Linked DNA regions of Homo sapiens: region 2 is linked to region 1. Evidence: chromatin loops called from intact Hi-C (ENCODE). Cell type or tissue: mammary epithelial cell. All regions are shown on one strand.

The links. Peaks named below come from ENCODE experiments on the same cell type or tissue, not always from the same donor. Only the 100,000 strongest peaks of a DNase experiment are listed, where the experiment ranks them.
Region 2: a loop joins it to region 1, with 8 times the contacts of the local background. A loop is called at or near these places in 1 of 110 quality-filtered maps.

Annotation. Positions count from the first base shown.
Region 1 is chr12:107,512,628-107,517,627 of GRCh38, forward strand. The region is part of intron 1 of ABTB3 (ankyrin repeat and BTB domain containing 3); the gene reads left to right. Among named protein-coding and RNA genes, the nearest start is that of PWP1, 170 kb to the right of the region's middle. RefSeq lists an enhancer at 2,865-3,159. In mammary epithelial cell, no CTCF peak of the experiment used is centred here; a DNase peak (open chromatin) is centred at 3,034; H3K27ac peaks cover 2,722 bases.
Region 2 is chr12:107,434,742-107,439,741 of GRCh38, forward strand. All of the region lies in intron 1 of ABTB3 (ankyrin repeat and BTB domain containing 3), which reads left to right. Among named protein-coding and RNA genes, the nearest start is that of ABTB3, 120 kb to the left of the region's middle. RefSeq lists an enhancer at 1,417-1,917. In mammary epithelial cell, no CTCF peak of the experiment used is centred here; a DNase peak (open chromatin) is centred at 1,880; H3K27ac peaks cover 1,535 bases.

The DNA of each region.
Region 1 (5,000 bases):
GTAACCAAGAAGCAGTATGCTGAGTGGCTAAGAGATTGAGCTCTGGAATCAGAAGACTTGGTATTCAATTCCTAGCCCCATTTTTAGGATCTACGTGACCTTAGGCAAATTACTGAACATCTCTAAGTTTTATTGCATTCCCTATAAAGTAGAGATAATAATGGCAAATATTTTATAACACTTCCTCTATGCCAGGTATTTTCCAAATGTTTTATACATATTAACTTTTTTAATCTTCCTCCAACCCTGTGAGGTAGGCACTATTAATATTACCATTTTACAGATAGGAAAACCAAGGCACAGAATGATTATACTTACTTGCCTAAAGCTACACAAGTAGTAAGTAAAGCAACCAGGGTTCAAACCCAGGCAATGTCAACCCCGAGCCTTTGCTCTTAACAGTTACCTTATACTGTCTCCTAATAAATGTTGGATTTCCTACCATATAGTGTGGCTGAGAGGATTAAAATAAATCTGAATTTAAACATGTAAAATGCTAAGCAGAGTGCCTGGCCCATAGTTTGTACTCCATAAAAGTTGGCTGTTCTCCTCCTTCTCCTCCTTCATCACTACCACCATTATCATCATTGAAGGTTGGATGGATCAATGCTGATGGTTCTCTTACTTGGTTTTCTCTTCGTAGATAAGTAGCATCTGATATGGTTTGGCTCTGTGTCCCCACCCCCTCACCTTGAATTGTAATCCCCATAATCCTCACATGTCAAGGGCGGGAGCAGGTGGAGGTAATTGGATCATGGGGGCAGTTTCCCCCATGTTGTTCTCCTGAAAGTGAGTGAGTCCTCACGAGATCTGATGGTTTTGTAAATGCCTGGCATTTCCCCTGCTTGCACTCACTCTGTCCTGCCGCCCTGTGAAGAAGGTGCCTGCTTCTCCTTTGCCTTCTGCCATGATTATAAGTTTCCTGAGGCCTCCCCAGCAATGCGGAACTGTGAGACAATTAAACCTCTTTCCTTTCTAAATCACCCAGTCTCGGGTATTTCCTCATAGCAGTGTGAAAATGGACTAATATAGCATCCCTGTCCCCTGCGTTCAATAAAAAAACATAGACACAGAGAAAAGCCCAGAGGAGAGTGAAAGGATGTCAGGGTGTTCTATTTGCCAAGGGGCCATCCTATACATCTAGAAAAGTAGGCACATTGGGAGGCAGCAATGCACCCTGATGGCCTCTATCAGAGACACAGTGCCAGACATGGTTGGCCCAGGGTTCTGCCCAGAGCAGCAGCTTTCATATTTTTTGTTCAAAATGACCTTACCAAATGGTTGTCTGTCTCCAGTTGCACAAGATTTTGGGAAGATGATCTGCAAGACCATTTGAATCCAGACATTAAATAAACAGGACTGCACATCTGTGGGAACAGGGTATTTATCAGGTACTTTCTATAGGCCAGAGGCTTTAAGTATATTATCTTGTTTAATCCCTGCAATAAACCTATGAAGTAGATAGTTTAACCCCTCTTTGCTGATGCAGAAGCTGGCTGGAGAGCAGGAAGTTCTTTGTCCCAGTTGCACAGAGGGCAGCTGCAGGATGGTATCAAGCTCTGGCAGTGCCGGTATCTTGTCCCTCTTGCTCTACCCCACCTTGCCGCCAGGCCAGTCCCAGAGCAGAGAAACCTTGAATAAATGGGAATGTGGACAATCAAAGGCATTAGTTTGCCCTTTTTTAGGACCCATAAACCCTTTGGAGAATTTGAATGAACTCCCCCCTTAGACAAATGCACAACACACTCAAAGTAACAGAATTTCAGGGAGACCGTGACCCTCCAGCCCACTGTGGATCCTGGCTTATGTTCATTTGCTCTCCAGGGAAATTATTTCCTTTAGGTCCACTCAAACTCATATTTGAACCTCAGTTCCCTCTGTATCTAAACTTGGGTCTTCATCACCAGGCCACGGCTGCCCTTGACCCCAATAGTGGAAATTGATGAGTAGTCCAAAACTCAGGCCTGCATCTGACACTAAAACATGATGCTAGGACCTTCTCCCTGACCAAGCATATTTTTACATGAAAAATAAATAAATAACTTCAGTTTACCTGTATACCCCATGTAGAGTCTCCAATGAGGAAAAAGAAAATTAAACCCTGGTATATAATCTTTGTGTAATAGATCAATTATAGATTTCCCTAATCTCTATAATCTAACTCTCAAAGCTTCTTTGAATAATTATATTTCCATATTTAAATTTCATAATCCTCTAAAAGAAGGAGAAATAATTCCAAGGGAAATTGTTGATTCTTTTAATAAGGGACAAAGTAGTCGAAAGCTGGGTTAGTGCACGTTAACTGACTTTCCTCTCAGTTAACATATGTTGGGAACCTACTGTTTGCTTAGCACATGCAAAATACTTTGATACACATGATCTCATTTCGCTCTCATACCTCACTCCCATCCCCAGAAGTCCGATGAGGAAAACAAGGTCATTACTATCACCCCCATTTCACAGAAGAGGAAACTGAGGTCCAGAGAGATTCTATGACCTGCCGAAAGTCAAACACAGTGAGAAGTGGCAGAGCTAAGACTGAAGCTCTGGATTCCAGTCTCCAAGTCCCATTTGCTCAGGCCTCCAAGTCCCAGTTGCTCAATATGTGAAGCAACATTTTAAAACAAAGATCTGGGTTGTTGACTTGCTGCAAATAGTGCAAATACTAAGAAAGCAATCCCGTTGAGAATATGTGAGTCATCTGTACTATTAATTAGACAACCTTCTCCCCAACATTCAGGGCCCAGGTCTCGAGTCTCCTTTGCTGTGAAGTCCCCTCTGACCATCATCCCCTTTCCCTAACTAGAGGGTCTCCTTACCCTGAAAATTGGGTCACATGTTGGAGTGGGTCATGATTATATGGCACTTTTTGCAGTGAACTCTTTAAGGGGTGGTAAGTTCCTGAATTAGTCAGAGACACCAGGACCATCAGATGAGGAATTGGCCCAAGATTCATTGCCGTGGCAACAGCTACTTGACTTAGCCTCTGACTTAATGTCTTGGCAGGTGGGCAAACCAGAGGAAGTAAGGATGACTCAGTGTGTTCCTGCCTGAGCTGAACAGGAGAATGACATGGCTGTCAAGGGAGAGGCAGGAGGCTGGGCTTGGATGGTGAGCATTTCTGGGAAGGTCTTTTCTTCCCTGAAAGCTGAGGGTTCCTAAAGTACAGCACTAGGTAGTGCCCAGGAAATGGTGAATCTGTGTCATAGCCCACAGTGTTTTCAGACTGCCCATGTCGACCCATTAGTGGATCATGATGTCACTTTTGTTGCTGCAGTCAGCATTTTTTATTACTAAGATGGAAGAGAAGTGAAAAGGAAAACAAATGAGAGTGCCTCACATGTAGTAAGGGTCACTGTTATTTTCCATTAATATTTTAATGGAAATTATGAAGAGTGTGTGTGTGCATGTGTGTGTGTGTGTGTGTGCGCACACACACACCAGGCTGTGATATAAAATATATTCTTACTCTGAGTCACAGTCAAAAATATTTGAAAAAAACAAGATTGGATTAGAGTCTTAGAAGAAAATCCATTGACTAATTTCCTGATTATGGAAACATTAAAATCTAATGGTCATCTGTATCATTCATCCATTATTCTTTTTTTTTTTATTTTTTTGGAGACAGAGTCTCACTGTGTCACCCAGGCTGGAGTGCAGTGACATGATCTCAGCTCACTGCAACCTCCGCCTCCCGAGTTCAAGTGATTTTCCTGCCTCAGCTTCCTGAGTAGCTGGGATTACAGGCACCCACCACCACAGCCAGCTAATTTTTTGTATTTTTAGTAGAGACGGGGTTTCACCATGTTAACTAGGCTGGTCTTGAACTCCTGACCTCAGGTGATCCGCCCACCTCGGCCTCCCAAAGTGCTGGGATTACAGGCGTGAGACACCACACCCGGCCCTGTTATTCATTATTCATTATTTATTTATCCAAAAAGTCATCTACTAGGGTTCCCTACCCCGTTGTCTCACCCTCTGTTAGATGTGAAGGTGAAATATTTAGGAGAAAGTGAGTAGCTCAGTGTGTCTGGAGCCACCAATCAGGCAGTGGGGACGAGAGCAGGAGTGTGAAAGGCCCACCTTACAAAGGTGCCCATCTTCAAAGGAGGAGCCTTTGCTGAGGCCTTGTGGTTCAGGCAGGGTGAGGAGTGGACTTTAACTTCTGGTCTTGGCATTCTGTCTCCCCTCACCTGCTAGTTGGTTTAAATTATTTAACACTTGTCTATTGACACTATTTTATTTCCAGATTATTTTGTCCATGCCAGTGTCATCTCTTCAGTTTTAAATGACTTGAATATGTCCTCTTCTTTTGCATCTCCAAAAAGCTGGGCAGGTATTGCCTAGGTTTTCTTCTAGGGTTTTTATGGTTTTAGGTCTAATATTTAAGTCTTTAATCCATCTGGAATTAATTTTTGTATAAGGTGTAAAGGGATCCAGTTTCAACTTTCTACATATAGCTAGCCAGTTTTCCCAGCACCATTTGTTAAATAGGGAATCCTTTCCCCATTTCTTGTTTTTGTCAGGTTTGTCAAAGATCAGATGGTTGTAGATGTGTGGTATTATTTCTGAGGGCTCTGTTCTGTTCCATTGGTCTATATCTCTGTTTTGGTACCAGTACCATGCTGTTTTGGTTACTGTAGCCTTGTAGTATAGCTTGAAGTCAGGTAGCGTGATGCCTCCAGCTTTGTTCTTTTGGCTTAGGATTGACTTGGCAATGCGGGCTCTTTTTTGTTTCCATATGAAATTTAAAGTAGTGTTTTCCAATTCTGTGAAGAAAGTCATTGGTAGCTTGATGGGGATGGCATTGAATCTATAAATTACCTTGGGCAGTATGGCCATTTTCACGATATTGATTCTTCCTATCCATGAGCTTGGAATGTTCTTCCATTTGTTTGTATCCTCTTTTATTTTGTTGAGCAATGGTTTGTAGTTCTCCTTGAAGAGGTCCTTCACATTCCTTGTAAGTTGGATTCCTAGGTATTTTATTCTCTTTGAAA
Region 2 (5,000 bases), 78 kb before region 1:
TGGTCCCAGCTACTTGAGAGGCTGAGGTGGGAGGATCGCTTGAGCTCAGGAAGTGGAGGTTGCAATGAGCCAAGATTGCACCACTGTACTCCAGCCTGGGTGACAGAGCAAGACCCTGTTGTCTTGGGAAAAAAAAAAAACAACAACAACAAAACAGATTAAAGGCCGATAGGCACATGGAGGAGACAATAATTAATTCTTCCAAGGGAGGGTAGCGTAGGAGGTGGCCAGTTGCCTCTTGGGTATTAACAGCATCATCCCTAGGCAGTCACCTTGTCCCTCATGCACTCATTGTCCTGGCTTTAATTTTGGAGCAGTTTATGCTTAGCTGAGGTTTCTTTTTTGAAACTGAACTGCATCAGTGCTACAAAAACAAACCAAAACCAGCCTTGCAGAACATTAATTAAACATACATGCCTCTGAGTTCTCCTCCAATTGTTGCTGCTCTGTGGGCACATGTGTTTATGGAAATAGAATCAGTGCGTACCCACCATTTCTCTTGCAGCTTACGCTGACACTGAGTACGCACATTCCCAGCCCTGACTTTAATCCACACACTGTAGGAGGAGCCCTTCAGAGGCATTCAGAGGGTTAGGGAAGCAGTGCACTGAGAACACCTTTTACTCAGCACTCTCTCCCACCTGTCACTCTCTGTGGCTTCAAGGTTTTTGTTGCTTTGACCATACTTAACATATTTTGAAATGATCTTTATTCATTCATCTACTTGTTGACAATCTTGCTTCTCTGCTCTGGGATGAAGGTACTGTAAGGACAGAGGACTTCTCTGCCTTGTTTGGCATCTGTCTCATGCAGTTGGTGCAGGGCCTGGCACACAGTAGGTGCTAGGTAACTATTTGTTGAATGAATGAATGAGTACACATATACGATATAAGAGGGTCATTATTTTTTCCCTGAGCTGATACCCCTTGCTTAGCTAGTCTCCTATGTAGAAGCATTTGGCATGTTTCCAACTTTCCCTTGCTTTAAATGGTGCTCTCTATACAGGATATTTTGTTCTTCCTTATTACTTCCTTGGGATGTAATTCCTGAAGTGGAATTACAGGACCAGAGGGCCTATCCCTGTTTTATCCAGTAGAACTTTCTGCACTGATGGTAATGTTCTGTATCTGTGCTGTCCAACACAGCAGCTATTAGCCACGTGTGGCTGTTAATACTTGAAATGGGGCAAGTGTGCCTGAGAAATTGAATTTTTAATTTTTTAAAATTTTGAATAATTTAAGTAGCCATGCCTGACTAGTGGGTGCCATATTGCACACTGCAGCTATACACCATTTTAAACCCTTGCTCTGCATTTCCAGGGCACCCTCCTCAAAAATAGAACCCACTGGCTGTGCCACCAGCACAGCCCACGTGTACCCAGTTCCCTACATCTGCCAACAAGGAGTTTTTATGATTCTTCCTAAGCCATGGCAGAAGGGTTGGGGACATTGTCATGTTCCTGCATTCTGGAGGCACCTACTGAAGACTCTCCAAGGGGTCAGATGTGCTAGGAGGGAGAATTCAGGAATGACCCGCCATCCCGGTCGCATGCAGCTTATTGACCGGTCTCTGTGTTCCTTCTGGGAATCAGGTGACAGATGCCTAAGAGGCCTAATCAACCCATGCTGGGAGTGACAAGCTGGGCTTGGGGATATGCATGTGAGTGCAGTGAACTCTGGGGCTGTGTTTTCTATACCACTAATGTAGTCATGTGGTCAAAGGAGGATTTGGAGCCACTTCTGTGGGAGGCAGGCAGTCAGGGGTATGGCTGCCATTTTGGAATTTCTGGAATGTTCTAAGGATGTGAGGATTTCACATGGCAACATATGCAAGCCTGCGAGTGACTCAGCATCCAGAATGGTTATCCTGCTTGCTATAACCTGCCAGATCCAACACATTCAGGACTTAAAGGAATGTGGCCCTTGTGGGCACAGTATCCAGAGGGTGAGCGAGTTTCTCTGTGTATATTTTCCCAGCGCATGGTGGGACTTCTGCCAGCTCTGCTTATTAGCGCACAGCCGAGCACCTAGCATGTCATAGGTGCTTTATAAATCTTTGTGGAACACATACCCCCAAAGTATGTGCAACTATTATAGATCAGTAAGAAAAAAAATGTGGAGAAGTTCTATGGTGTTTGATATTTTGTGGGGGTCCTGGTCTCATTTGAGAGCCTGATGAAAGCTATGGACACTTTCTCCCCGCTTCTGCATCCCCCCCCGCCGCACCTGCCCCAAAATGCTTGAGTGCCCAGTCATGCAGAATTTTACCTCTGATTTCAGGAGTAGAAGAGTCATCCTTGAACTCCTAGGGGCCCATGGGTTCTTCTTGAGAAAGCCTGGGCTGTGGATGGGTGTGTTCCATAGCTTAATGTCCTCTGATGATGTGGGTCCATTTCCCGTGGCTGTTGTAACACATGACCACAAACTCAGTGGCTTAAAACAACAGAAATGTATTCCAACATACACAGTTCCAGAGGTCAGAAGCTCAAAGTCAAGGTGTCAGCAAGGCAGCACCCATTCCAGAGGTTCCAGGAGAGCATCCAGTTCTTTGCCTCTTTCAGCTTCTGGGGCCACTGGCATTGCTCCAGTTTCTGCCTCCATGGTCACACTGCCTCCTCTCTTGTCTCTCAAATCTCCCTCTGCTTTTCTTTTTCTTTTTTCTTTTTTTTTTTTTGAGATGGAGTCTCACTCTGTCACCCAGGCTGGAGTACAGTGGCGTGATCTTGGCTCACTGCAACCTCCGCCTCCTGGGTTCAAGAGATTCTCCTACTTCAGCCTCCCTAGTAGCTGGGATTACAGGTGTATGCCACCACATCTAGCTAATTTTTGTATTTGTTTTTTAGTAAAGACGGGGTTTCACCATGTTGGCCAGGCTGGTCTCAAACTCTTGACCTCGGGTGCTCCACCTGCCTTAGCCTCCCAAAGTGCTGGAATCACGGGTGTGAGCCACCACACCCGGCCGGAGCCATCATGCCCAGCCTGCTTTTCTTTTACAAAGATAATTGCCATTGGATTTGGGCCCCACCTGGGTAATCTCAAAATCTTTAATTTAATTAATTATATCCACAAAGACCCTCTCCCAGAATAAGGTCACATTCACACATTCTGGGGATTAGGATGTGGACATATTGTTTTTCGAGGCCACCCTTCAACCTATTATAGTGGGTATTGGGGGGTGGGGGTGGTTTGCCTTTTCTTGACCTTGACTCACCTTCAAACAGCTCTTGATCAGAGCTGCTAAGTCTCAACAAGAGAGACTGATTTGCATTTTGCCTGTTTTTCTCTGGCCTCAGTCGGTCTCTCCTGAGGATATTCTCTAATGGGGAGACCATCTGAAGGTGATCCAGAGACCCTGAGCGGGGCCCAGATCAGCTCTAAGATGATACAACCAGGCGCCGAGGCATCGAGTCACCCCTGTGTCTCTGATCCTGCCCTGGGTTACAGTCACTGTGAACTCTCTATGTGATGTTCTTTTCTGGAAATGAGAAGGACTGAGTGGGGAGGGGGTTTCACACTGCACCCTTTTTTCATGCATTGACAGATAGTGGGAGAGATCACCTATAAGCCATTCTACTGAGAATGGATAGTTTGCAAGTCATGCGTTTTCAGGCCACAGAAACAAGTTTGCCTTTCAAAAATGGTCTTCCATCCACTTGCAGAAGCTTGCGGGATGGATTCTTTTAGGTGGCATGTGGTGTTTAATTCTGGTGGAGCTGTGTGTGAATACAGCCCGTTGCCTGCTTTGCTGCTCTCTGAGCCTACCAGAAACCTGTGTGCTGCAGCCTCAGGAGGCGTTAGAATATTCTTTACATGTTCCATACCTTATCCTCAGGAAATGCAAGTATCTGTGCTTTCTGGAAACGCATCTTCCGGCAGATAAAAGACATCAGCCATCTGAAAACTTCTCCCTTTCTCTTCTTAACCAATAAATTGCTGTTGTTGCCCTCACTCCCCCTCTCAGGTTCTTGGAGCCATTCAATTTAACGTCCCCAAAGTTTGCGCTGAAGATGCGATGCAAGGACGCGTTAGCACCAAATCCTTCTTAGCAATTATGCTGATGGAAAAAAAAATTCTAGTTTCAGAAGGCTACAGCTGCTTGTCTCTTGGGGGGAAGTTGCTCCAGGTGCAATAAATTTTAATGCCAAGCAATTACATGACCATTCAAAAAATTATTATTTAATATCTCTTTAGCTGAAGAAAACACTCCTGCTTGTGCCAATATTAGGCAATTAGCAAATGGTAATGTGTTCTGCAAACATAAGGCTTCACCCCTTTTATTTTATTATTCTGGTTGTTAACAGCCATGGAAGTGTGGCTACCATTTGTCTCTTGAAGAACAAACAGTTTGTCTGTTGCTTGAACGTAAAGACAGTCACCCACACACATGAAGTGCTAATAATCACGCGTCTTTAATGGTGCTGTAATTTGCAGATAACAGCACTTCAGTTGTCTGCTTTTTTTTTCTTCTTCTAGAATTTAACCTTAGCCAGACATGCCTGGCTTAACGATAAGGTTGGCCATTCGGTTTGACTGGACCTGGGTCTGAACTTTAGCTGTGGGTGTGTTTGGAATAGGAAGGAAGCACTCAGACCAATCAGCTCCTCACTTCTTGACTCAGTCCTCTTGCTCCAGGGCAGGCATCTACAGGTCAGAAATCTCACCTCTACCTGGCTTGGTTGCTGCCTGGAATTCACAGGCCACCCATTCCCTTATAGTGAGCCTGTGTGGATGCCGAGCCCATCTGTGGGGTGGGGCTCCAGTGTATCTTGGGAACCACACAGGTAGGGCTGAGGCTCCACCTAATGACCCCACCTCTCCTTCCCCCTGCCCTTCTCAGCTTCCCTCTTTTCTCCCGGCCCAGCACAGAGACCTCCTCCCTGTCCCTCCTTTCACTCTGACCTCTATGGTTCATCTGCACACAGTAACCAGAACGGGCTTTTTCTTTTAGTGATTGACATATGAAAAGCTGTATGTATGTAACATATACATCTCAATGAGTTT